Regions from separate parts of the Mus musculus genome. Here regions 1 and 2 are each linked to region 3. A link is a loop called in an ENCODE intact Hi-C map of the cell type or tissue named here. Cell type or tissue: heart. All regions are shown on one strand.

Region 1 (8,000 bases), 180 kb after region 3:
GTAAAGGGAGGGTTGAAGGTCGCAGGGTTTATTAGCACTCCCAAAGGTGGAGTCCTTACCTGCCTGTTCCCTCGACCTGGCCTTAGGCTGTGTTCACATCTACTTGTGCTCAGTTCTGCATTCCATGAGATCAAAGACAGGGCATGTGGGCCAGCATTGGTTTAGCCGGAGCCTTGCTCCATGACCTCAGACAAGTCAGAGACCCTGTCTAGGCCTCTGCATCTGCCTCTGTCAAATGAAGCACTGAGCAGGGTGACCTCCGAGGAACACACACTGCTTCTAATGAGGAAATGGGCCCTAGGGCCGGGACAGTTGTCAGATCCTGTGAGCTGAGCAGAGATCAGGTTTAGACTGGTAACCCTGGTGCTCATTAAAGGCCTTTAGGGACAGGAAGGGACTGCCCCAGGCTGCTGCTAGAGGCCTGTAGCTTAGGAGAGATAAGCTGTATTTGACAGCTATCTGGCTATCTCACAGTGGCTTCTGGAGACCAGCCCTCTCTTCCCTTCCCACTCTGAATCCACATTGCATGTCTAGTGGGTCAGAAGTCCCTACCGAGTAGGAGGGGAGAACCTGTTCCTCCACTTGGTGCCTCGGCTGGTGTCAGTCCCTGAGCCCGTGTATGTGAAGAAGGGGTTGGGGGAGTAGCAGAGACTGCCACCCCCAACCTAACTGGGTCTGACAGAAGCCACAGGGTATCAAAGATGGGCTCTAAGCAGGCCAGAGGGCCACAAGCCAAGGGGGGTGGGACCAGGGACAAAAGGATGCAAGGGGGACTGGAGCCCTCTGAAAGCCTGTGAAGAACCCAAGCCCTTTGCCAGGGAGGGCTAGGGGGAAGGTGTGAAGCGTGAGGGAGCAGATGCAGGCTGGAAACGAGATTTCACATCACCCATGTGTTAATTAACCGACTCCATTCTCACCCAACAGCCTATTTATACCTCCTTGCCACTCAGGTCTCCATATTTTAGTACACCCATCCCTTCTGATCATGACATCAGCTTGTCCTCTGCCTGCCTGGGAAAGGTGGGTGTGGAGGTGGAGGCTTTGGGCCCTTGCCACCACCTGGCCCCACTTTCCCAGTGGACACATGCCATTCTCACCTGCTCATGCCCTCCCATATTTGAAACTCATTTCTCATAGCTCTTGGGGTGTCTCTGAGTGGGTAGCTTCAAGGGCTACCCTCAACTGACTCTTCCCTAGTAAGTCCCCTATCCCATAGCTTAGCATATGTGCCCCCACTAAGCTGTCACACCTCTGGGATCCACCCTTTGACTTCTGGGCCTTATAGCTACAAGCTGGCTCATCTATCCCTTCCTCTAAATCATGCCCTCTCTACCCCAGCTGACCCTTGGACCAGGTGTCTTTGCTGTTGGAGGAAACACTCAGTCCCCTTGGTCTGTTAAGCAACAGGCTCATGGGGGGGGAGAGGGGGAGAGAGAGAGAGAGAGAGAGAAGCGAGAGCACTCTGTGAGGAGAAGCCACTTCAGGGTTCATACAGAAAGGATGGGTATCTATCAAGGTACGGGGATGTTAGGGACAGTCTGCCTCTTACCCACTCAACATTTCTTTGTCCCCTGGGGGCTCCCTTCCAGAATCTCCCAAGCCCTGGGCCTCAACATCTATCTCAGGTACTCTTAGGTGTAGGAGTGGGATGGGGGATGGAGCATCCACCCTTGCCGTCTGTCCCACTCATTCTCCCACACCACCCACTGCGCTCTCATGGCCATCTTTCCAGCATTTCACCTTTGCTCCTTGGGATCCAAATGGTTTCCACCGTGGCCCCACCCTCACCCCGAGTGGGGGGCAGAGCGGACCAGGCCACCCCCATTGCTCGCCTCCTCCGAAGCCACCATGTTTCTTCCGCCTCTGTGTGTCCCCCGCCTCCTCTCTGCCTCTCCTGTCGGCCGCCTCGCTCCTCCTTGTCCCCTTGTCCACCCAGCAGCCTTCTCCACACGTCTGACTAACCTTTCTTCGCCTCTCCCCTCTTTCTCTGTCTCTCTTCTCTCTGTCTCCTCCTTCCATCTGCTCCTCACAGGGGTGTCCCTGGGCCAGTGACCAGCCCCTCGGCCTCTCCCTCTGCTGATCCCTATGCCTATCTCTCTGTCCTGTGACCTCCGACAGCTTCAGGGGTGCTGACCATCTTTTCCCAGGCTGCTTTGCAGCTATGCTGACGCTGTGGTGTGGCCAAAATAACTCCGACTTTCTCATACCTTCAGTAGTCAATCTCACGCTCTCTCCTCTCCTGCTCTATTTTTAACCTGACTTTACCTCTCCAGCTATTTTCAGTCTCCTCTTCCTCCCCGTGCCTGTCTGTGTGAGCACGTGTCTCTGTATGTGTGTGTGTGTGGTCCTGGGGGGGTGGGCTTGTATGTACCTGCTACTCTGTGCACTGGTGTGTCCGCACCTCTAGGGTGTTCAGGGAGAGGGCAGGCAGGTGGGTGGACATGTTATGCCCTGTCTCAGCGCAAGGCCAGGGTCTCAACAGCAGGTGTATGGTGCACCTGATGGCCGGCTGTCCCTGCCTTTCCTGCTTCTGTTTTGTTCTAATTCACATGCACACTTTCGCGTGGCTGGGTCTCCCCCGCCCTCCACCTTTAGGGATCTAAGTATGCCCTCAGCTGTGTGTGTTACCACAGAGGTGCTGGCTGCACTGTGCCTGTCGCCTTTGCTGTCTTCTCCCTGTCACTCTAGATATCTGTTGGGCTTGTGTGAGTTTTTATGTGTATGTATGTGTGTCTGTGTGTGCACGCCCTGCTGTTGGATCCTGGTGTCTTCCCAGGGCCTGGCATATTCTGAGCATGTATGTATCTGCCTGCTGTGGCCGCCCATGTACTTCAAGCTGGTCTGTGCCAGGGGATGTGGCTTGTATCCAGCCTGTGTGGCTCTGTGCTCTCAAAGCTGTTTAATTTTAGCCTTCCCTAAGCCCTACACCATCTCTTCCTCACTGCCTGTTCCCACCTTTTCCTCCTCATGAGACATTCCAGCCTGGTCCCTGGGCAGGGTCTTAGTCGTCCCTTCCTAAGTCCCAGCTGAATGGAGCCTGGGCTAACCACCTGACTGTTAAACCAGAAATCCCGGCCCCCTGAACCAGCATGGCATCGGGTATGGACACGGTTGCCTGCTAGGTGGCAGCCTGCCTTTCTCTAACTCTGGGTGAGAATCTTATCAAATGTGTTGTGTGAGTGGGGAACGGGGTGGGGACTAGGGCTCACGGGGTTATCTCTTGCCCTAAATGGCTGTTAAGGCTGAATGGGCACTTCTTGTGCCATGTTAGAAATAGAACATAGGGTCTTGATTAATGTTGGATAAGCAAGCACTTTATCATACAGCTACATCTTCAGCTGGTAAAAGAGCTTGTATTAAATCAGATTAAAGCGTTAATGCTCAGGGCTGGGGTGATGGCTCAGTCAGTAAAAACACAAGGACCTGAGCCTCTAGAGCCCATGTAAAAAGAAAAGCTGTGCATAGTGGCTTTGGAAACCCTGTGCTGAGGCACTGAAGTCAGGCAGGCTCCTGTAACCCACCAGCTAGCCACACTTTACAAGCTCCAAACCAATAAGAGACCCTGTATCAAAAACAATAGAGACAGCACCTGAGGAATGGCAATCAAGGCCTTCACATACACGCATATACATGTGCATATCCATATGCACATACAGGCATGTGCACAGTGCTTCACTCTGGCAGCATGCAAATGTAATATAGAGATTCCAAGCACGTGGCTGGTACTGAGTGAGACAGCTCAAGAACACTTTATCACAGCAGAGAGACATTGCCAAACAGAGCCATGTGGACAGTGGTCCCCGCCTCACCTTGGCTATAAGCTGAAGAACACCTTGGCTCTGCTCAGGCCGAGCAAACACAGGTGGGGCTCTGGGAGAGAGGCTGTGGAGTGTTTATAGAGGGTAATGACGTGGCGAGACACCTGGACAGGCCACCTAGTGCCTCCCCTTTCCAGACTGGATGGAACAGGTCTCCGCAGAGCTGAGGAGCTCAGAGAATAGCCATGTAAGCCAGAGAGCTGGGGGGCTTTGGGGAGTAACAGGAAGTGTGCAGGCTCCCTCTAAACAGCCCCCACAAGGCAGCTCAGCCAATCACCTGAGACAGAGGCTCAAGAAGGATGATCCCCAATTGTGAGTCTTCAGGAAACACCAGGCTTTCTGTGAACAAGGGTTTCACTCCTGCTGGCCCACAGGAAGTGACAAGGGCTGATTTCTCAGAGAAGATCCTGTGGCTACCCAGGCCCATGGAGCCCAGCCCAGCCCTACCTGAAGCCTGTGTTCACTGGAACTCCCTACCCCCACTTCCAGGTTGCCTGCAGGAGGGAAGGCTGTGAATACAGCCCCAGTGCCCGGCCAGACGCCACACGATGAGTCTGACCGCAGAACGGAGACCCGTTCCTCTGTCTCGGACCTCGTCAACTCCCTTACCAGCGAGATGCTCATGGTGAGAAGGGTTGGGGACGGGCTGTTGGGGGACCAGAAGTAGTCAACTCAGTCAGAGACTTAGGTACTCAGTCCCAGCCAGGTGGCTTTGCTGACTGACTGAGGCCCGCTCCTCTCCACCCCCATCTTTCATCGAAATGCCTCTCCGTGCCTCAGTTTCCTCATTTGTCTTCCTTTGGTCCTTTTCTGAGCTGAGAAAAAGACTAGGAAATCCTACTCATACAAGATGTTTTTAATGTCCTGGGAGGAGAAGCTGTGGGGCAGTGGCATGGAGGCACATGCCTCTTCCCTAAAATGGCAGAGATGGTAGTAAGGTGGAGATCCCAGGGGTGACGGTCTTGTAGCCCACCAGTGACCTCGGTTGCTCTGTGGCTGACTGGCTTATAGTCCCAGGCTAGGTTGTTCACCTTAGCTGAGGCTGCAGTTCTCATGACACCCCCTGGTGGCACCAATGTGTTACAGCTACTTGTTCTTTCCAGAGGCCCAAGGACAGGCTTGGCAAGTTGGCAGACAAGAACCAGTTAAGGATCTGGTGGGCCGGGAGTTCCTGGAAGGAAGGCTTAGAGAGGGTTATGGTGGGGACCCAGCACCTTCTCTTTCCACTGGGTTCCCATACTGAGAAGGCAGGGTCTCACAGTTTCCGGGGCTGCCAGTCTGTCCTATCTCAAGTAGCAATGTGCACACAGAGTCACAAGGCTTCCGGGTAAGGACTCATGTTTCCAGGCATCAGGCCTGAGGTGGAGCGTGCGTCTGCATGCCCCTTGGCCCGTTTGCAACTACAACTCTGTGTAGGCTGGTTGTCTTTTGCTCTGTGCAGCCCATTGCCACAGACCACCCTGCCTCATTGCCTAGCCCCCTAATTGGTGCTATTTCCCGGTAGTCAAGTTCCCAGAAGGGACAGCCCTTTCCCAGTCAGCTGGCCAGCCCCTTACTGCCCTGAGGGAGAGGCTGGCAGACTCCAGCAAGCAGCGGAAGGAAGTACAGGCCCATCTCTCTCTCTCTCGTGTGCTCCACAGATGCCCGGAGGTGGGAAGGCAAGTCTAATTACCCAGTCCTCTGCCAGTGCCAGGTCATTCATATTAACAGTGACAGTAAAGATAAGCAGGCCAGAGTATGACCTGTGACCTCACTCTGTGGTGCTGTCCAGACCCCAGGCTGCTGAGGCTGAGGGCCAGGAGTCAGATACCTAGAAGTGGACAGAACCAACCTCTCTAGGGAGCATGGGACCTGGCACAGGCTGGCTTGATGTCCTTTAAGGCTTACTGCTGGGGCAGGGGAGGAGAAAGTTGGGCAGCCTAGTTGCCATGGCAATGGCTTGTTTACTAGAGCTCAGAGTTGGGCCTTGAGAAAGCACGTGGGTGCTTAGCTTCCTTCCCTTTAGAGGTGAAGTCTGCCCAGACAGACCAGATTTCCTCCATGAGATAGAGCATACTTAGGTGGGGCTGAGGCTACCCACACCTACAATGGCCTAAGATTCCCCCATAATATGAGAGGGAATGAGGGTGCAGGTAGTTTTGGCTGGCTCTGCCTACTTGTGCCATGAATTCTTTTACCCTCCTGGGAGTCCCACAGTCTTAAGTTCCATGGTCCCCAACCCCCCTCCCCGAATGCAGGTTCTGGAAGTAAAGTTCAGGGGAAGATGACTGCTGCGAGCTTAGGATGTGAGGACATCAGGAAGCCACATCCTGAGTGGGCCTAGGATAGAGCCTGTGGGCTATGAGATCAGCCAGGGACTAAGCAGAGGCATCAGCAATGGGCCTAAGTGTAGTTCAGGTGGTGGAGTGCTCACCTGGCATGAAGCACTGTTTGGTCCCTAGCACCTAATCAACTAGGTGTGGTGGCACGTGACCCATCAGTCAGGGGATAGAGACAGGGGTCACAAGTTCAAGAACATCTTTTCAACAGAGAGCATTAGAGGCCCTATGGGCTAAATGAGCCCCAGTCCCAAACACACACAGTGCAATCCCCATTCAGCCACTGGATGGAGCCCAAGGTCAAGTTCAAACTAAGGTCTAAGTTCAGGAGCCAAGACAAGTAGCCAGGAACCCACAGTTGCTGGCCACAAACCTGACTTCAAGTTATGACTAGCCATTCAGTCATTGGACTTGAGGTGAGTGACCTGAAATCTGTGTGCTCCAAGCCAAACTTTGAACATACCAGTGCCTGCCTCAGGGTAGAGTAAGACACAGAAGAGGCCAAGCACAGGGGAGAGTTAGTGTGTGGCAGGTGGCTGACCCGTGGGCGTATTTTCCATCACCAATGTATCTTGGACACTTCTCAGTGGTGCAGGCAGGTCTTTGCTTTCAGTGGCTGTGGGGAGGGCCTTCCTGTGACTTGGGGGCTGGGCCTGTTGAGTGGAGCTTGAAGTCAGAGAGGGTCCTTACTGCTATGAAAGCTTGTACGTGTAATTTAACCTCTTTGAGCCAGTCTCCTCAGCAAGAGGTGAGTGACAGCCGCCTGGCCTGGCCATGAGAAGGTGACGTAAGAGACTTCACCATGGTATGTGCCTCTGTCTGCCTTATGTCACTGTGATACTGTGTGGAAGAGCTGGGGTTGCCTCTCCAAGAAGCAGGGTGGGGGCAAAGATTTTCTGAGGGAATGTGGGGAGAAGGCAAGTGCCTACCATTTCATCCTACCTGCAATTCCCTGGGGTCCATTCCTGATTCCTTTCTATCAACTAAGGAGATGTAGACCATAAAATACCCAGGCCAGCAGGGCCCCTGACTGGGCAGGGTAGGACCTCAAGGCCTTCCATTATTCTTAGAGAATGATAACCCAGCTGGGAGAGCCCCAACTGCCCCCCTTCCGTTTCCAATGAAAATGTGACACTCAACCCTTCCTTGTGGCCACCACTGCTGTCCATACCTGTCAGGTATCTATTCTGAGGAATGGAGACAAGGGACAGGCATAGCCTGGAGGTACAACCTCAGTCCCCAGAGACCCCAGCCTGCTTCAGTCAGAGTCCCTGGGGACATCCTGGCAAGCCTATCTCAGTCATGCCCCTGGTGTCTCAGCCTCTCCTCATCTGAACACTTGCCTTTCCTATCCTGTAAACTATATCATCCACGGCCCCCAGAAAGCCCCTTTATAAGAGTTGGTGTGCCTCCCATGAGTCTGTAGGGCTGGAATAGGAGAAAAGGCCAGGCCAGCTTAGGGTGACTCTTAGAGACAGTTTCAAGAGGAGGTGGGAAAGCTGGCTGTCCTGCTCATGACTCTGGGGTCCATCCAGGAGGTAGAGCCATCCTGGCCCTGTTCCCCTCCCTTTCTGGTTAAGGCAGGGCTCTCAGAGCCTGAACATCCTCCACTGGCCATGAATGTGATAGGACACCACCCCAGCTGGCCACATGTTGCAATAAGGAGACATTGGCTAGCAGGCCTCCAGTCCAGACAGGTTTCTGGACCCTGACATGTTGCTTAGGAGCCTGGTAGACAGGATCCCCACCAACCCGCCATCTTTTCCCTTGCAGCTCTCCCCGGGTTCTGAGGAGGATGAGGCCCACGAGGGCTGCAGCCGAGAGAACCTGGGCCGAATCCAGTTCAGTGTTGGCTACAACTTCC
Region 2 (8,000 bases), 230 kb after region 3:
CTTTACACTGTCACTTCTTATCTTAGTCAAGTATGTGACTTAGGACTGGTGATAGGGGTTCAACACCTGCTGAAAGGAAGGGGCAACACTGGTACTTACTTGCAAGCTGTGGTCTAAAGGCTCCCGGCCAGCTCTGCAGAGACTTCAGTTAACAGCATGCAAGCCTCAAGTTGGTTTTCAGTCTTGTAAACATTGTGACAGTTGGATCTCCAGGGGTGGAGAAGAACTCTGCTCAGTATCTGCCAATTCCACCATCATGGCTACTTGCAAACAGCCAGTTCAGTGTCCCAAATGGGAACCTTAAATACTGTTTTAGTTTTTGTTTGTTTGTTTGGTTGGTTGGTTTTGTTGTTGATGTTGTTTGGTTCTGGGTTTTGTTTTTGTTTTGGTATTTTTTGAGACAATGTTGCTCTGTGTGGCCCTAGCTGTGTAACTTGCTCTGTAGACCATACTGGACTCAAGTCACTTGCCTCTGCCTCCCAAGTGCTAGGATTAAAAGCATGTGCCACCACTGCTCAGCTAAATAATTTAACTTTTAACACAGCAGGGCTTAACAGCCAGCCTGTAGATTTCCAACCTTTAGCTATTACAAGAATGTGAGCTTCTCTTCTGGGATACCAGAAGAAAAGGAAGACCGAGGGAAAGGGGCTGTGCTGCCTAGGATATAAGCACATATATGGGCCAGGCACATGAAACAAATCCTACTACATCCCACATCAGCCCCACCAGCACCAGGGATCACGAGCACACTTTACTCCGGATTCAGAAGTTATCATGGTCTAGGAGGGCTTCAGGACAAACTGAGGCCCACTGAATTCTCCCCCTCCAAAGTCATGACTCTGTTACCGGGCCAGAGGACTGAACGCACGCAGCCTTGCCTCCAATAAGCAGCTCCCAGCTTTCCAACAAAGAGGCTCATGGGTGCTCCATACATGAAACATGGTAAGATTGCGACTGCCACTGGTGGGGCCCACTTAGGGCAAAGAGCAAAGGCACCCCTGGAGAAGAGGTCAAAGCCTGAGCTCAGAATCATGAGCTCAGACATGACACAAGCTCTGGCTTTGTCACTGAATACATATGAGACTTGATACAGGGCATGTGTTTCCAGTCCCTCCTGGAAAATGGAGGTTACTGTGAACCACTTAGCCAAGCACCAGTAGATAAAGGCCATCTACTGGGTTAGGGGAAAACTCTGGAGAGAGGTGGCGTCTTAGTTAGGGTTTTACTGCTGTGAACAGACACCATGACCAAGGCAAGTCTTATAAGGACAGCATTTAACCGGGGCTGGCTTAGAGGTGCAGAGGTTCAGTCCATTATCATCAAGGTGGGAGCATGGCAGTGTCCAGGCAGGCATGGTGCAGGAGGAGCTGAGAGTTGTACATCTTCTTCTGAAGGCTGCTCACTCCCACAATGACACACCTACCCCAACAAAGCCACACCTACTCCAACAAGGTCACACCTCCTAATAGTGTCACTCCCCGGGCCAAGCATATTCAAACCATCCCAGCCAGATGGTGTGTGTGTGTGTATGTGTGTGTGTGTGTGTGTGTGTGTGTGTGTGTGTGTGTGTGTGTGTAAATGTATGTATGCATGCATGTGCATGTCAACGGGCAGCCTTAGTGTCTGAACTTAGCCACTGTCTCAGTTTCTTTTCCTGTTGTTGTGACAAAATACTCTGAAAAGAGCAACTCTAGGGACAAAGGGCTTATTCAGGTCCAAGGGTATAGTCCTGCATGGCAGAGAATTCAAAGTAACAGAAACCTGAAGTAGCTGGTCTCATTGCATGCACAAGCAGATAGCAGACAGCGGAGCCCGGAAAGGTGGCTTAGTAGTTAAGTGCACTTTCCATTCTTGAAGAGAATGTCATTTCAGGTGACTCACAGTCATCTGTAATTCCAGCTCCAGGAAATCCTATGCCCTCTAAGACAGCAAGTGAATACATTCTACCGTTCAGGTAGCTTTCTCCATTTTATACGGTCTAGGGTACCCTCCCTGGCCAGGGAACGGTCTCATCCTTAATTTTAATAGATCTTCCCACATCAATTAATCCAGGGGCAGAGAGGGAGGGATACCTCTGTGAGTTTGAAGCCCTATCTATGTATCTATTTCCAGGATAGACAGACAGGCCTGGAGAGAGAGAGAGAGAGAGAGAGAGAGAGAGAGAGAGAGAGAGAGAGAGAGAGAGAGAGAGAGAGAGAGAGAGAGAGAGAGAGAGATTGTATCAAAAAACAAAGCAATATGACCCTGTGGCCCATTTCCCAGTAAATTCTATGTCCTGTCACGATGACAACTGAACACTAACCATTGTAGGCTCTTTCCACATATTTTTGATACCCAGTCTCCCATTGGTCTGGAACTTTACCACATAAGTCGTGCTATCTGGTCCCTGAGCTTCCAGGAATCTGCCTGTCTCTGTCTCCCATCCTGCCATGGGAAGAATTAAAAGATTCTTCTCTCATGCATAGCTTTATATATGGTTTCTAAGTGTCCAAACTCAGGCCATCCTGCTTGTGGGGTAAGTGTTTTACGTACTGAGCCATCTCCCAAGACACTAGGCAAAGGGTTGGGCCAAACAGATAAAGACAGGAATTCCACTGGATCTCAGACAAGGTCGTGTGATGGGTCGAAAGAAAGTTCTCTTAGGGAGACTGAGCTCAAAATCTCCTCTGTAGGACTTCTCTGAGCCTGTCTCTGTGTCTGCAAGCTGAGATGACATGTCTGACTCACAGGGTCAAAGTCTTTGGTGAAGTAAAATACCTGATGGCCATGTCTGGCAATCCGGTGAACACTCCGCCAGGAAGGTAACAGCAAATGGTGAGCGGTCTTCAGCCTGGCTTCTGGGACCGAGTATGTGTGGCTGGATCCTGTACAGGGGAGAGACGTGGGAGGGAAGTTCTAGATAGAATTTCAGAGAATCCTGGGCTTCTGGAGCTGACAAAAGTGGCCAACCACCGCTTAGGGCTGGCAGTCCCAGGTTGCTGCAGACCTTGTTTTTTGTTGTGTGGCGACATCTAATGGTTGTAATGCAGAACTGCAAGTGAGGATGTCCATAGACCTGAGGTTCCTTGGATGCATCCGCAGAGTGGACGATGGCTAAAGCCTGGTTCACCTATGCACTCCTACACACCCACTCTTCTGAGAAAACTGGACAGGCCTGGATCTCGTGAGAGGCTTCAGCCTAAGGGCTGCCCACATGGATGAAGGTCCTTGTAGCTAATTGTGTAACTTGGCCCGCTCATCTGTCATCTGAATCCCCAGGTTTCTCCATCTCTACAGAGAAGCTGACTAACAACAAATCCTTTCAATCTAGGTTAAAAATCCAGGACCCACATCACCCCATTTTCTTCCCATAATCGCTTCTATTCATCAACTGCTACCCCTGGGCTGGACACCCACCTAGGAATCATCTCCTGGTTTTTTACTTTTGAGACAGGGCTTCGGGTCTACTTTGCAGCATAGCTACTGATGGCCTTGAACTTGTGAGTCCGCTCTCTCCACCTTCCAAGGGCTGGGATCACAGGCATAGGCTATAGTGCTCAGTTTATACGCTGCTGGGGGTTTGAACCCAGGATTTTGCGTCCGTACTTTGTCAACGGAGTTACACTCCCAGTCTTCTCCATGCTGCATCTCATCAATTTTTTACTCTGGCCCTACCAGGGAGAAATTATTGCTAATAAGCCTATCTTACAAATGGGGAGGCCAAGTAGAGTCTCACAGGCAGGAAGGGGTGGGACTTGGATCAGAATGCAGCTTTAACTGGGGAATCCATTCCCTTCCTGCCGGGTAATACTCTGTAGAGTGCTGGGGCTGCAGCGGTGAGCTCTGACACCACTTGGTTCAACTTAATGGCTTTGTAAAGTAATGGCTGCCTCAGGCTGGAAAACAACATCCTTCCCTTTTCTAGATCTGACTGAGGTAGATATTTATGCTCTGGGCTGCAGGTTCCCCCTAAGAGGGTTAAATGGAGCATGTAAGATGTCACACCATCAAGCATGTGTGGTTTGACCTTGCTTGGTGCATCTTGATGGCTGATCTCGGAGTGCAGAGCTCTTAGGAAGAGACGGGCCAGTAGATCCCAGCTTAATGGAAGAGCAATCCAACAGGGGCAGTCAAGCAAGAGCCTCACAGGCTGACTCAGGATTTGCTGGGTACCAGGCACCATCCTCATCATTTCCCACACATTAGCACATCTAAACCTTACCACGTGCAAGTGGAAAGGATCAGATCTTCCATTCCATGGATGAAAAAACTGAGGCACACAGCTCGTAAAGGAAGCAGCACTGTTAGAAGCAAGTTTGACTGCCCCCGAGACTATGTTGCTAACCGCTTTGAAAACACCTCACGGATTGTGTCAGGAGTTCTCCAAACTTTTTTTCAAGACAGGGTTTCTCTGTATAGCCTTGGCTGTCCTGGAACTCACTGGGTAGACCAGGCTGGCCTCAAACTCAGAGATCCGCCTGCCTCTGCCTCCCAAGTGCTGGGATTAAAGGCGCGCGCCACCACCACCCGGCTTCCAAATTCTTAAGAACCTTACTTTTGATGGCATACTTTTTAATCCTTTGTTTGTATGGCTGGTTGTTTGGTCAGATCTCATGTTGTTCTTCAAGACAGAGTTTCTCTGTAATAGTCCTAGCTATCCTGGAACTTGATTTGTAGACCAGGCTGGCCTAGAACTCAGAGATTCACCTGCCTCTGCCTCCCAAGTGCTGGGATTAAAAGTGCATGCAAAAGCTGGAGAGATGGCTTGGCAGTTGAAATCATTGGCTGTCTTCCAGAGGACCCAGGTTCCGTTCCCAGTGCTCACATGGAAGCTCACAACTGTCTGTATTTCCTGTTCCAGGGGATCCAACAATCTCATACAGAAGTACATGCAGGCAAAATGCTAATGTACATAAAATAAAAATCCATACATTGTTTCTAAAAAGTGTATACCACTATAACTGGCTTTGATTCTTTACCTGTCTCCCAGACCTTCAAATGGCCCGGGCAAACAATTCACAAGAGAAAAGCACCACAAGTGGGAAGCAGGGGGATGTGCATGTAGCTCAGTTGGTAGAGTGCTTGCTTAGCACTCATGAGGTCCCAAGTTCGATCCCCAGCACTGTATAAAACTGCTGATGCCAGGATACAAAGGCACACACCTGCACTCATATCACTCAGGAGGTTGAGACAGGAGGATCTTAGAAGTTCAAGGTTATCCTCTGCTACATAGTGAGCTCAAGGTCAGCTTAGGCTACATGAAACCTTAATTCTAAAAGAAAATAAATAAATATAAATTACAAGAGCCTAGCTCAATTCCCAGCAACCACATGGTGGCTCACAACCATCTGTAATGGGGCCCGATGCCCTCTTCTGGTGTGTCTGAAGACAGCTACAGTGTACTCACATACATATAATAGATAAAGCTTTATATATATATATGTGTGTGTGTGTGTGTGTGTGTGTGTGTGTGTGTGTGTGTGTGTGTGTGTTAAAAAGAGCCCTAGCTTTGGGGAGTCATGGGGATGCATTTGCATCTGTCATGGACTATAGCCAAGGAGACTTGTCCTCATCAGGACAGTAGGAGGTGACTGCTTGCTGGGCTGAGAAAAGAGAGACGATACGGCCAAAGAGTGAAGGGAAGTCTGAATAGTGCCCACACGATGGACTCTAAGGAGTGGCCGATGATGTGACTGTTTGAGTAGACTGGTTATATGTATAGAGGTGCCAGTGAACAGGGCTCCATCTTTAGTTTCTCTGCACTGGGACCAGTCAGCCTCAGTGTGGCAGGAGTGCCAGCACAGGACCATCCTTTCAAAAGTGCTGTGAGAGCCTGGGGTGACGGGTCAGTCAGTTGCATGTGTGCCAGGACCTAAGGACTAGTCCCAGAACCCACATTTTTTAAAAGGAGGGGAGGACTGAAGAGATGGCTCAGTGCCTGTTGCTCTTGCAGAGGACCCAGGTTCAGTTCCCTGTGCCGAATGATGGTTCATAACCATCTCTACTCCAGTTCCAGGAACCCTGATTGCCATCCGACCTCCATGGGCACCACAGACATGTGTGACCAAACTTTTCACGGGGGAGGGGGTCACACCCTGGATAGGTAGCGCCCTGCAGACCAAAGAGCCGGATAGGTATCTTGACCAAAGTGCAACTTGGTGAGCCAATGAGTTTTACTGGGGTTACTTACAGGCGTGTGAGTGAGGGGTGGCTTACAGGGGCAGGAATGACTCAGACAGCTACATCATCAAGGCCCACCCCAGTATGGGTGACAGCTCACAAAAAGCTGGGGACTAGAAGCACAGTACACAGGCTGCTGGCATCTCAACACGTTCAGGAGTGTTCTTTCCAAGTGCCTCCAATGGTCTAAACCTCTTCCAGGCAGCTTGGCCAGTTTCTGCTTCTTCCAGGAACCTGATCTGGTTTCAGTCTTTTTTTGCAGCTTGTCTTGTCTGAGAGGAACTCTCAGCTTTTATAGCTGGCAGAGAGAGGCCTAGTGAATCTGGTCAGTTTTAGGGACTTCCTGAAGCTATTTTGAGTCTTCTAACCATCCTGATTAAGGATCTTCCCTGCAGGATGGGCTGCTTCAATCTCAAAAGGGTCTGTTAAACAAAAAGCTCTCTCTCTCTCTCTCTCTCCTGCCCCCCCTCTCATAAACTATACATATTTTTGAAAAGCTGGGTGGGCCGGGTGTGATGGCGCACACCTTTAATCCCAGCACTCGGGAGGCAGAGGCAGGCGGATTTCTGAGTTTGAGGCCAGCCTGGTCTACAGAGTGAGTTCCAGGACAGCCAGGTCTACACAGAGAAACCCTGTCTTGAAAAACCAAAAACAAACCAAAAACCAGAAACCAAAAACCAAAAACCAAAAACAAACCAAAAACCAAAACCAAACCAAAAACCAAAAACCAAAAACCAAAAACCAAAAACACAAAACCAAAAACCAAAAACACAAAAACCAAAAACCAAAAACACAAAAACCAAAAACCAAAAACCAAAACCAAAAACCAAAAAAAAAAAAAAAAAACCAAAAACCAAAAACCAAAAACCAAAAAACAAAAAACAAAAAACAAAAAACAAAAAAACCTGGGTGTAGTGACTTGTGCCTGAAATCCAACCACTTGAAAGGCAGAGGTAAGAGGATGCTGGAGCTTGCTAGTCAGCTACAGCTCAGTCAGTAAAGTGCTTACCATTTAAGCAGGAGAACATGAGCTTGTCTCCATCACCAGATGTTGCACCCCAGATGTTGCACCCTACTCTGGGTTTCCCAGCCTCCAGTAAACTAAATAAACTTCTGTTTCTAATTGATTTTAGTGTGTGGTATTCTGTGATAGCGGCAGAAAACGGACTAAAACACAGCCTGAACCCATTAGAACATTCCTGTCTGTCACCTGCAGGGTTCCCACATGAGCACACGGAGTGAGCCTCTGTCTGTGGGAAGACCAGGGTGATGGTGATAAAGATGTCTTGCCAAACCCACAGTCAGCCCTCGATGACACATGACACAAGCAAGAAGCAGATATGTGCTGCTAGGAGCCATCAAGTTCCGGCGTCATTATATACAACTCAGCCCATCATGACTTTTGTGAATTGTTATCTTCAACATTGATTGGCTGACTGAGTGATTGAGGCATCACCACGTATGTGTTTGGGGGTGAAGGGAGATGCCTGTGAGCCATAGCATGAACATAGAGATCAAACCCCTCAGGGGACAGCTTCAGGTGTCAGCCCTTCACGCTGACCTTGTCTGAGGCAAAGTCCTTCTCATTGTGCACGAGTACTTCACAGTCCAGTTCCTGGCTGGAGAACTTCTAGGGGACTCTCCTGTCTCCAGCTCCCATTTTGCTATAGGCACTGAGGCTTCAGATCCACTCTCACTGAACCCAGTTTTACACAGGCTCTGAGGACTTAAATTCAGATCATCAAGCTCTCACAATAAGCACTCTAACTCATTATGACATATCCTGGCCCAAACACCATAATCTTAACTTACTTGCTTTTATTTTATGGTGCTAGGGATAG
Region 3 (8,000 bases):
TCTATAAAGTGAGCTCCAGGACAGCCAGGACTATACAGAGAAACCTTGTCTCGAAAAACCAAAACACAAAACAAAAAAACAAAAACAGAAAACAACAAAAACCAAACCAAAACAAAACAAAACAAAGAACACTGACTGCTCTTCCAGAGGTCCTGAGTTCAAATCCCAGAAACCACATGGTGGCTCACAACCATCCGTAGTGATCTGACTCCCTTTTCTGGAGTGTCTGAAGACAGCTACAGTGTACTTACATAGAATAGGTAGGTAGGTAGATAGATAGATAGATAGATAGATAGATAGATAGATAGATAGATCTAAAAAAGAAAAGCCCCCATCCTATTACCACAGTGCTGTCCTATGCCATTCCCAGGCATCCTGTATCAGAAGCTGGGCTGCCCAGTCCAACCACCAGTTCCCAGTCCTGGCCAGCCCAAGTCAGCCCACGGCTCTCAAGGGTCCTGGTTGCTCCAGCCAGCTCTGAGGCCCCAAGCTGCTTACCTTAGCAGGCCTCCTGGTGGGGAGTAAGCGAAGCACTTGAGGGTCGGGTACTGGGGGCGCAGGAGGAAGGAGAGGATGGCGGCTGTGCCTGCTCCCAAGGAGTGGCCTACCACAATCAGGCCATAGTGTTTGGTTCCACGGCCCTGGGGAACCAAGAGATGCCTGAGAGTCCTGCCTCAGTTTCCCAGCTGACACTGGGAGGATGAGAGGTCTTCTCAGAGTCCTGGGATCATGCTGTCCAGCATGGTTGCTAGGGCTGAGAGAGAGTCAAGCTAGGTCCTCACAGAGCAAAGGCTTGGTGAGACTGTTTTCACAAACTCCTACTTATCTGCTAAAGCCTTGCTCAGAAATTCCCTCCTCAAGGAAGCCCTCCCTGATTTCCCAGAAACAGCTCCCCCTGTCCTCGGCATTGCCCTCACTCTGATGATTACAGTTATAATAATTTGGTTACCTGTCCTTATTCCTCCACTAGCCTACAGTATGAGACCTGGGGATGGGGGGGTGGCAGCATCCTCAGGAGTTACTAGGAGTAGTGGCTGGGCTGACTCGGGCTGCCATCCAGCTCAGGGGTAGCCTTCTCCCTAGTTGTAGCTCTTCTTGTCACTAGTCTGTAAAATTTCTTGCAACATGTGGTCCTGACCACAAGACTGGCAGAATACACATTTGGGAATTGGGATGCAGAGTCTGGAGAAAGGATACATTGAGAAACAGGGCCTGGGAGGTAGGATGGGGCAGGGTGGAGCCAGCAAGAAGGAGCTGGGAATGTGGGAGGGAGGGACAGCAGCTAGTGTTTGGGGAAGGGGGTGCCATCATCCACCCCTCCTCTTCAGGATGGAATGTCATGGACAACTCACCAGGTCTCGCCCAAAGGCCTGGGACAGGACCATCTCCTGCTCCAACTTCTTCTTGATGTACTCAGCTGAGAGTACCATGCCCTGGCGGGGAGGAGCAGAGCAGGGCTGTTGGGAAGCCTCTGGGACCAGAACAGCCAGCGCCCCTTCTGTCCCTCCACAAACAGGCCGTGAGGGCTGGTGGGTACTTCGTTGGCTCCATTTTCAATTGCATTTTCCAAATGGGAAAACAGGGGTTCAGAGGGATATCTGCCTGATACAAACAGGAGTGACATCCCCCCAGCTGCCTGCCCAGATGCTTCTAGGGACAGGCCCTGAGCTCCCTAGGCCTTAGTGGGCAGGCAGAATAAACCACATCCTTCTGACTGATCTCTGACAAGGGAAGATGCCCTGCCAACCACAGGCACCAGAGTGCTGTCAGGGATGAGGGCAAGGTGGGGGAACCTCAGGGCGTTGAGCTTGATACCTTGTGGCCCAACCAGGTGCCTCTGTGTCCCTCCACAGGGAGGCGCTCAGCATCGCCTGTCAGGTCAGTCAGGGCATCCTTGGGGAAAGAAAAAGGCAGGTAAGAGGTGTCTGAGGAGAACAGGCAAGGGCAGCAGGTACTGGGGCCTGTGGAGTAGACACATGGGCAGTTACCTTGGGGGACAGTGTTCCCCGGATACTGATCACCACTTTCTTCTTGTCATGGTCCACAGCTACGTAGAAGGGAGTTTCATAGACCTAGGAGTACCAGCTCATGAGCCTGAGTGACCCCAGAATGAGGCCAGACTATGGTGATGAAACTCCCCATGGGCCACAGGGTCCCTAACACCTGTCAAAGCCAGGGTTCCTGGAGGTCACTGAGGATTCTTGGGTACCTAGCCCTTCCATTCCACTCTGCCTCAGGCAGACCTGTGCTCAGTCCAAGTGGCTCACTGCCTCTCCCCAGTGCCTCCTGTCGCTTCTAGTCCCTTAAGGCTGAGCCTGGAGGCCTTCATGCTGGCATTTATTTCTCCCATTAGTCTGAGGCAGTGTGAATCTCAGGCACCAAAATGGAGGAGGCCATCTCTGGTCTATACACTGAAACCATAGCTAGCTCCACTGGCCTGAGGAGTGTCTTTGGTGGCCTGGTCCCCGGTGGCCCCCAGAGGACCTTGGGCCCCAGCCTGGTCCCTCACCGCATCGTGACAGGAGGTGTAGACAATATCTACAGCAGTCATGTTCTCATCCAGGAAGTGACGGCGGATAGCGATTGCGTTGCAGCCACAACAGTTGTCTTCCTCAATGGTGACCCCAGGGGCGAATCGGGGTCGTGCAGGGCAGAGACAGCACCTGGAATGGGGTGGCAGAAAGCTCAGGGCAGGCAGCACCAGTGGAGTGATGTTTTTTCCTTTCCATCTTCTCTGGAAGTGGCTCCAGGTGGGGCTTCAGCCCCACCCTATCTGTCTCCTTTAATTACCCTTGTGAAGCCCTGGTGACCACTGAGTGGTCAAACCACGAACTAGTTCATCACACAGTCTCCTAACACACGACGCTACCTGGACCATGAATCTTCCCCTCTTGGCTGCAGATCCCACCGCTCTTCTTTCTTCCCAGGCCGAGCCTCGTCTCCAGCTTGCCCTTCATCTTCAAGGTCCTGGGTCTAGCCTGGACCTCCCTCCCCTCTAGCAGCCTACTTCATGTGTTTTCCATAAAGTCACGTAGGACAGCAGTAGACCCACTGCAGACCTCCGAAAGGCACCTTACTGGACTCCTGCGTGGCATCTCCCCGTAGCTGTACTGATGGTTCCCTGACTATCATACCAGCTTCTCCCAGTCACATTTTTTTTTCCAGACAGGGTTTCTCTGTGTAGCCTTGGCCGTCCTAGAACTCACTCTGTAAACCAGGCTGGCCTGGAACTCAGAAATCCACCTGCCTCTGCCTCCTGAGTGCTGGGATTAAAGGCGTGCGCCACCATGCCCGACTAAGACCGGCTTTCCAGGCTGGAATGATAGTTGTAGAGCACCAGACTCTGGCTTTTACTCGAGTGATGGGTATTGAACACAGGTTCTTGTGCTTGCAAGGCAAGTGCTTTACCAACTGAGCCAGCTTCCCTTCCTACATTTGTTTGTTTGTTTTTTGTCTTCGAGACAGGGTTTCTCTGTGTAGCCCTGGCTGTCCTGGAACTCACTCTGTAGACCAGGCTGGTCTCAAACTCAGAAATCCACCTGCCTCTGCCTCCCAAGTGCTGGGATTAAAGGCGTGCGCCATCACAACTGGCCCTAGTAACATTTAAAACCAAACCTGCCTGCTGTCCTTTCCCATCCTCTTTGAGCGCAGACCGACCTCCTCTCCCCTGTCTACCTTTGTCCCCACTCTACCAACTCAGTAGCACATGGAGGGACCCTGTGACGGCACATCGAGCCACTGTCACGTTTCCTCTTAGGGTCCCACAGAGACGCTCCCCTTCTCATCATAAAGGTCTGAGTCCTTTCCGGGATCTGCCCCATTGGGCCTCATCTGCCCGACCTCCACACACCCCTCATCTACACGGATCTTAATTTTCCTTCCTCTTCCCCCACCAGATTCTATGCACATTATCCTCCCCATACCCTTTAGTCTCCATCCAAATGAGACCCTACAGTGAGCTCCACTCCAGGTACCTCTCTGACAGGGCCAGTCCTGACCTGACCCCTGGTCTAGCACTCAGCTCTGTCCCTCTATAGCATCCATGTGCTCCGCTGACCTGCCCCAGAGTCCCTCATCTGTGTACCACTGTGGCAGGTGTTACACAGGGCAGGGTCTGCTCTGTGCTAGTCACAGATGTTTCCCCGATCACCAAGCCTGTTAGGCATACAGGACACTCCCCAGGGTAGATGAGCCAGGGCTGAACTGCTCATTCCACTGGGGATGGAGGCAGGGACAGGTTGGAGAAAAATAAGCATCTGCTTCTCAGGCCACCAGGGGGAGCTAGCACCCAACAGATTGGTATCCAGAGCTGGGGGCGAGTATAACTGGGCTGCAGGCCGTCTTGAATTGACATTTCCTGTGAGGTGTTTGTCTTCTCAGAGCAGCGCCTGTGGGACTGTGACTTCCCAACAGGGAGAGGCCTCATCGAGAAACCCCAGAGTCAAGTCAAGACTTGAGCTTGCCTGAGCTTTGGATCAGGAACTGCCCCATACATAGGATACAACACACAGGACACTCATCCTAGAGCTGTGCCTGGAGAAGCCACCATCAGGGTAAGTGGTGGCAGGTTTGGCTCAAGGTCCTACCTTCAAGACTTCAGGAAGTTCCCCTCTTCCCTCAGCTGAGCAGAAGGCTCAAATGAGGTAGGGGAGCAGCAGGACTTGGGTTCCAATCTTTCCTGCTACTTCACATTCTGATTCTGTAACCATGGTCCAGATAAGCCTTGGCGTCTTCCTGTCAGAGTCAGCACTGACTGCTGCTTCCCAGAACTACTAGACCCCAGCCTGTCCCCTAGGCCAATCCCCTTGTCCCACTCCACTCTCCACACAAAATAGGCCCTTACAAAGTGTGATGTGTCACCCACTGTGGCAGACAACCAAAGTTCAGGATCTGAGAGTCCATGGAAGTGACAAGCAGCAGGCAGATAGCAGATGCTAAGTACGGTACCCAGCGATCTCTGTCTCCAATTATCCCCACACTTTGTGGCTTTGACTCCACCCCACCCTAGGTTCATTCTTTCAAGAGTCCTGGACCTGACTGTGCCCCACCAAAGCTGAGGACTCTGTCTTCTGCCATTTCAGTACTGGCTCATGCAGGAGCTGATATTTCCACTGTCTCCAAAGCACTCAGAGCCCCATAGCCAGCGGCTCTGTGATTTGGAACTGTCCTATGGGCTAATAGCACCTGCTAGAACCGGGGAAACAGGCTCCTGGGAAATGGAGAGGGCCCATCTAAGCACAGGCCTAGGGGCTCCTGGCTCAGAGCTCATCTTGAGAATCTCTCCATCCAGACTCAGGATGTCCAGTGTCCCAGGATTGCAGGGAAAGTGACAAGCATGTGCACTTGGCAGAGATGGGAGGAGCACACAGTGACCTGGTCCTCTCTGCTCAGCTGGGGAGAATGAGAACACGGTCCACGTGGAGGCACTGTGCAGCAGGCATGGATGCGGTCGCCTCTGGGAGGAGGCACGGAGAACAGAGGCACTGCCCACTAGGTCACTTTTCTGGAACAGGAGCCCGGGGAACTGTCCTGCTTCTGCCTGTCATGGACTGAGGACGGAGACACCAGAGAAGGGCAGGGTCCTTCCAAAGCCCTTCTCTGGCCCACTTTAAAGCACAGAGCCCCACCTCTTTTCCATGAGAGCAGGGCTGAGGGTGGAGTGAGCTACAGGTCGGATCTGGGTCCAGGCCTTCTTTATTTTGGTTTTTCGAGGCAGGGTTTCTCTGTGTAACCCTGGCTGTCCTGGAACTCACTTTGTAGACCAGGCTGGCCTCGAACTCAGAAATCCGCCTGCCTCTGCCTCCTGAGTGCTGGGATTAAAGGTGTGTGACACCACTGCCCGGCTTGCCTTTTTTTCTTTACTCAGAACTTTGTACTAAAGTGCCTTCTTGGTGTACTTCTAGAGACCTCCATGGAGTGGGCCTACTTCCCAAGAAAATTCTTTCTTCTAAAGAGGCAGCACACAACAGAGCATCCAAGAGAAGGGAGATGTGGGCAGGAGGGAATGTCTGTAGCGGGCAGAGGATGGCCCAAAGACAAGAAAACTAGCAGTCAGACACTCAAAAACAGACGTATCCACATCCCATTTCACAGATTTAGAAACTGAGGCTCACAGAAGTACACTGACTTGCCCAAGGCAGCAACTGAAAGTCTGCCTGTAAAATTCCAGTCCAGGGAGGAAGCAGGAGGAAGCCAGTGGCCCAGTGACCATATGGAAGAGAGGAGGTAGGGGCAGGACAGCAGTTTCAAAGCTCCAGGGGAAGTGGGTACCAGTTCATCACTGCACCCTCCCTCCAGCCCATGCTATATGCTACTGTGGCTGGGGACTGGCTGTGTACTCACGAGCAGGACCGAGCCAGCTGGCAGAGACCACAGGTGGGCTTCCTCATCAGGTACATGGGCCAGCCATAGGCGGCTAGGGCAAAGAGCATGTAGTAGCAGACTTCTTTGTAGCGTAGCATCTCGTGCTGGAAGACAGGATGCAGAGGGTGGTGACTTCTGCCCTTCCTGCCTGATACCTCAGTCACCACCAGTCCCTGAGGTGGGAGCCCGCCTACTTGCTCCAGTGAGGGACAGCTGCTGGGCCCCAAGGAGGAGCAGTCCCTCCAGACACTAATTACATTTGCCCAATTATTTCCCTATACCCAGGCCAGCATACTCATGGGATCCATCCTATCATTATTGTCTCGGAATTTATGATCTGGGGACAGAAAACCACTTGGAGCCCTGGCTTGTTTACCCAAGAAGGAAGGGAACATGGGGTGTGAGTGGCAGTCTCCCCCCACCCCACCCCTTAGCAATCAGGTCCTGGGAACTTAACCCTGTGAAACCTTAGGGCCTGAGGCTGCGAGTGTCTATGGGCAACCAGATAAGCCACACTGGGCATGGGAACGGTCAGCAAATGTCTCTGGCTCACTAATCCTCTTGGGCTTGACTCACAGAGTCCCAGGCTCCTGAGGCTGGGGTAGGCTGTCTCCCTGAGATTGGGATCATGTTAGAGAAAGGTGCCAGTTTGAAACCCAGGAGTCTGCCGCCCAACAGCTGCCCTCAATGGTTGGTGTCAGCGCTACAAGCTGTCAGAGGCTGGGATGGCAGTGTCCCAGCGAAGCCTGTCAGTCAGTCCCCAGCCCCTAGGCACCAGGACTGCGGCACTTGGAGGGAATTAGTCACCTTGTAAAAGTTAAGGAGGGTGATTAGTCATCTTGTGAAGTGAAACAGGTAGGCCTCAATCAGCACCCTCTGCCTGCTCTTCAGGAACTCAGGAAGGAGCCAGTAGCTGCAGAGGCAATTACCCTGGGTGACAGGACAGGGAGGCGGGGCGATGGTAGCCTCTGCCAGGTGGCAGGTGCAGACTCTGCACCTCCCCAGGGGGTGGTAAGAGCCAGCCAGGCAAGGCCCGAGTGAGTGGCGGGCAGCTGGCTAGGGGAATGGACTAGATATGTATGTGGCTGGTGAAATGAAGTGATGCCTGCTTTGGGGAGACAGATGCCTGGGCCTTTCCTAAAGACACAGATTCCCAAGGGCCAAAACTTTTCCAGCCCTGTCTGATTTGGTACCAAGCTTCCAGCACCTTGCTTGCCTGGATTTAGGATGGGTCAGTTCCCCCTACTGCAGCTCTGCGTGCAAGGTATGCCTAGGGCATTTTATATCTGTCCTGAGGGCTTTGAGGATGGCAGGCTTGCTCCAGGTAGCAGAGAGAGGTGACTGAGCAAGGATGCACCTAAATTAGTTTGCCTCTCCTGTGCCAGGCTACCAGCTGTGATTTCCCCCCCTCAGCCACACTGGCCTGGGCTGTGCCTTCCTTCACACCATGGGGCTCACGTTGCCAGGACACACAGACTTTCTATTAAGGGTGCTCGAGGAAAGTTTCTATTGCTAAAACGGTGTTTAAACGGCCACACCACACCCCACTGCCTGCTATGAGAGGGCAGCAGCAGCAGCAATAATGTCACAGCTCGTCCCTGTAAAGCACTGTGCAATCTCCAGGAGCAGGGGTCAAG

The links. Hi-C counts contacts between places; a loop is a spot of excess contacts. Peaks named below come from ENCODE experiments on the same cell type or tissue, not always from the same donor. Only the 100,000 strongest peaks of a DNase experiment are listed, where the experiment ranks them.
Region 1: a loop joins it to region 3, with 3 times the contacts of the local background. A loop is called at or near these places in 20 of 42 quality-filtered maps.
Region 2: it touches region 3 in a loop (5-fold over the local background); 18 of 42 quality-filtered maps call a loop at or near these places.

The regions. Positions count from the first base shown.
Region 1 is chr19:10,431,243-10,439,242 of GRCm38, forward strand. Syt7 (synaptotagmin VII) reads left to right here. Exons shown (of 12, transcript NM_001373944.1): 7 at 4,308-4,443; 8 at 7,910-8,000. Among named protein-coding and RNA genes, the nearest start is that of Lrrc10b, 22 kb to the right of the region's middle. In heart, CTCF peaks have their summits at 4,887 (motif pointing left) and 6,412 (motif pointing right); DNase peaks (open chromatin) are centred at 2,189, 2,849, 4,979, 5,599 and 1 weaker place; H3K4me3 peaks cover 340 bases; H3K27ac peaks cover 814 bases; H3K27me3 peaks cover 1,714 bases.
Region 2 is chr19:10,483,599-10,491,598 of GRCm38, forward strand. It overlaps a transcript of Ppp1r32 not described here. Among named protein-coding and RNA genes, the nearest start is that of Ppp1r32, 4.7 kb to the left of the region's middle. In heart, a CTCF peak has its summit at 3,020; no DNase peak of the experiment used is centred here; H3K27me3 peaks cover 6,423 bases.
Region 3 is chr19:10,254,309-10,262,308 of GRCm38, forward strand. It overlaps Dagla (diacylglycerol lipase, alpha), which reads right to left. Exons shown (of 20, transcript NM_198114.2): 9 at 6,343-6,467; 10 at 2,510-2,663; 11 at 1,989-2,072; 12 at 1,816-1,893; 13 at 1,353-1,433; 14 at 499-641. Among named protein-coding and RNA genes, the nearest start is that of Myrf, 18 kb to the left of the region's middle. In heart, a CTCF peak has its summit at 4,273 (motif pointing right); a DNase peak (open chromatin) is centred at 4,233; H3K27ac peaks cover 251 bases; H3K27me3 peaks cover 3,329 bases.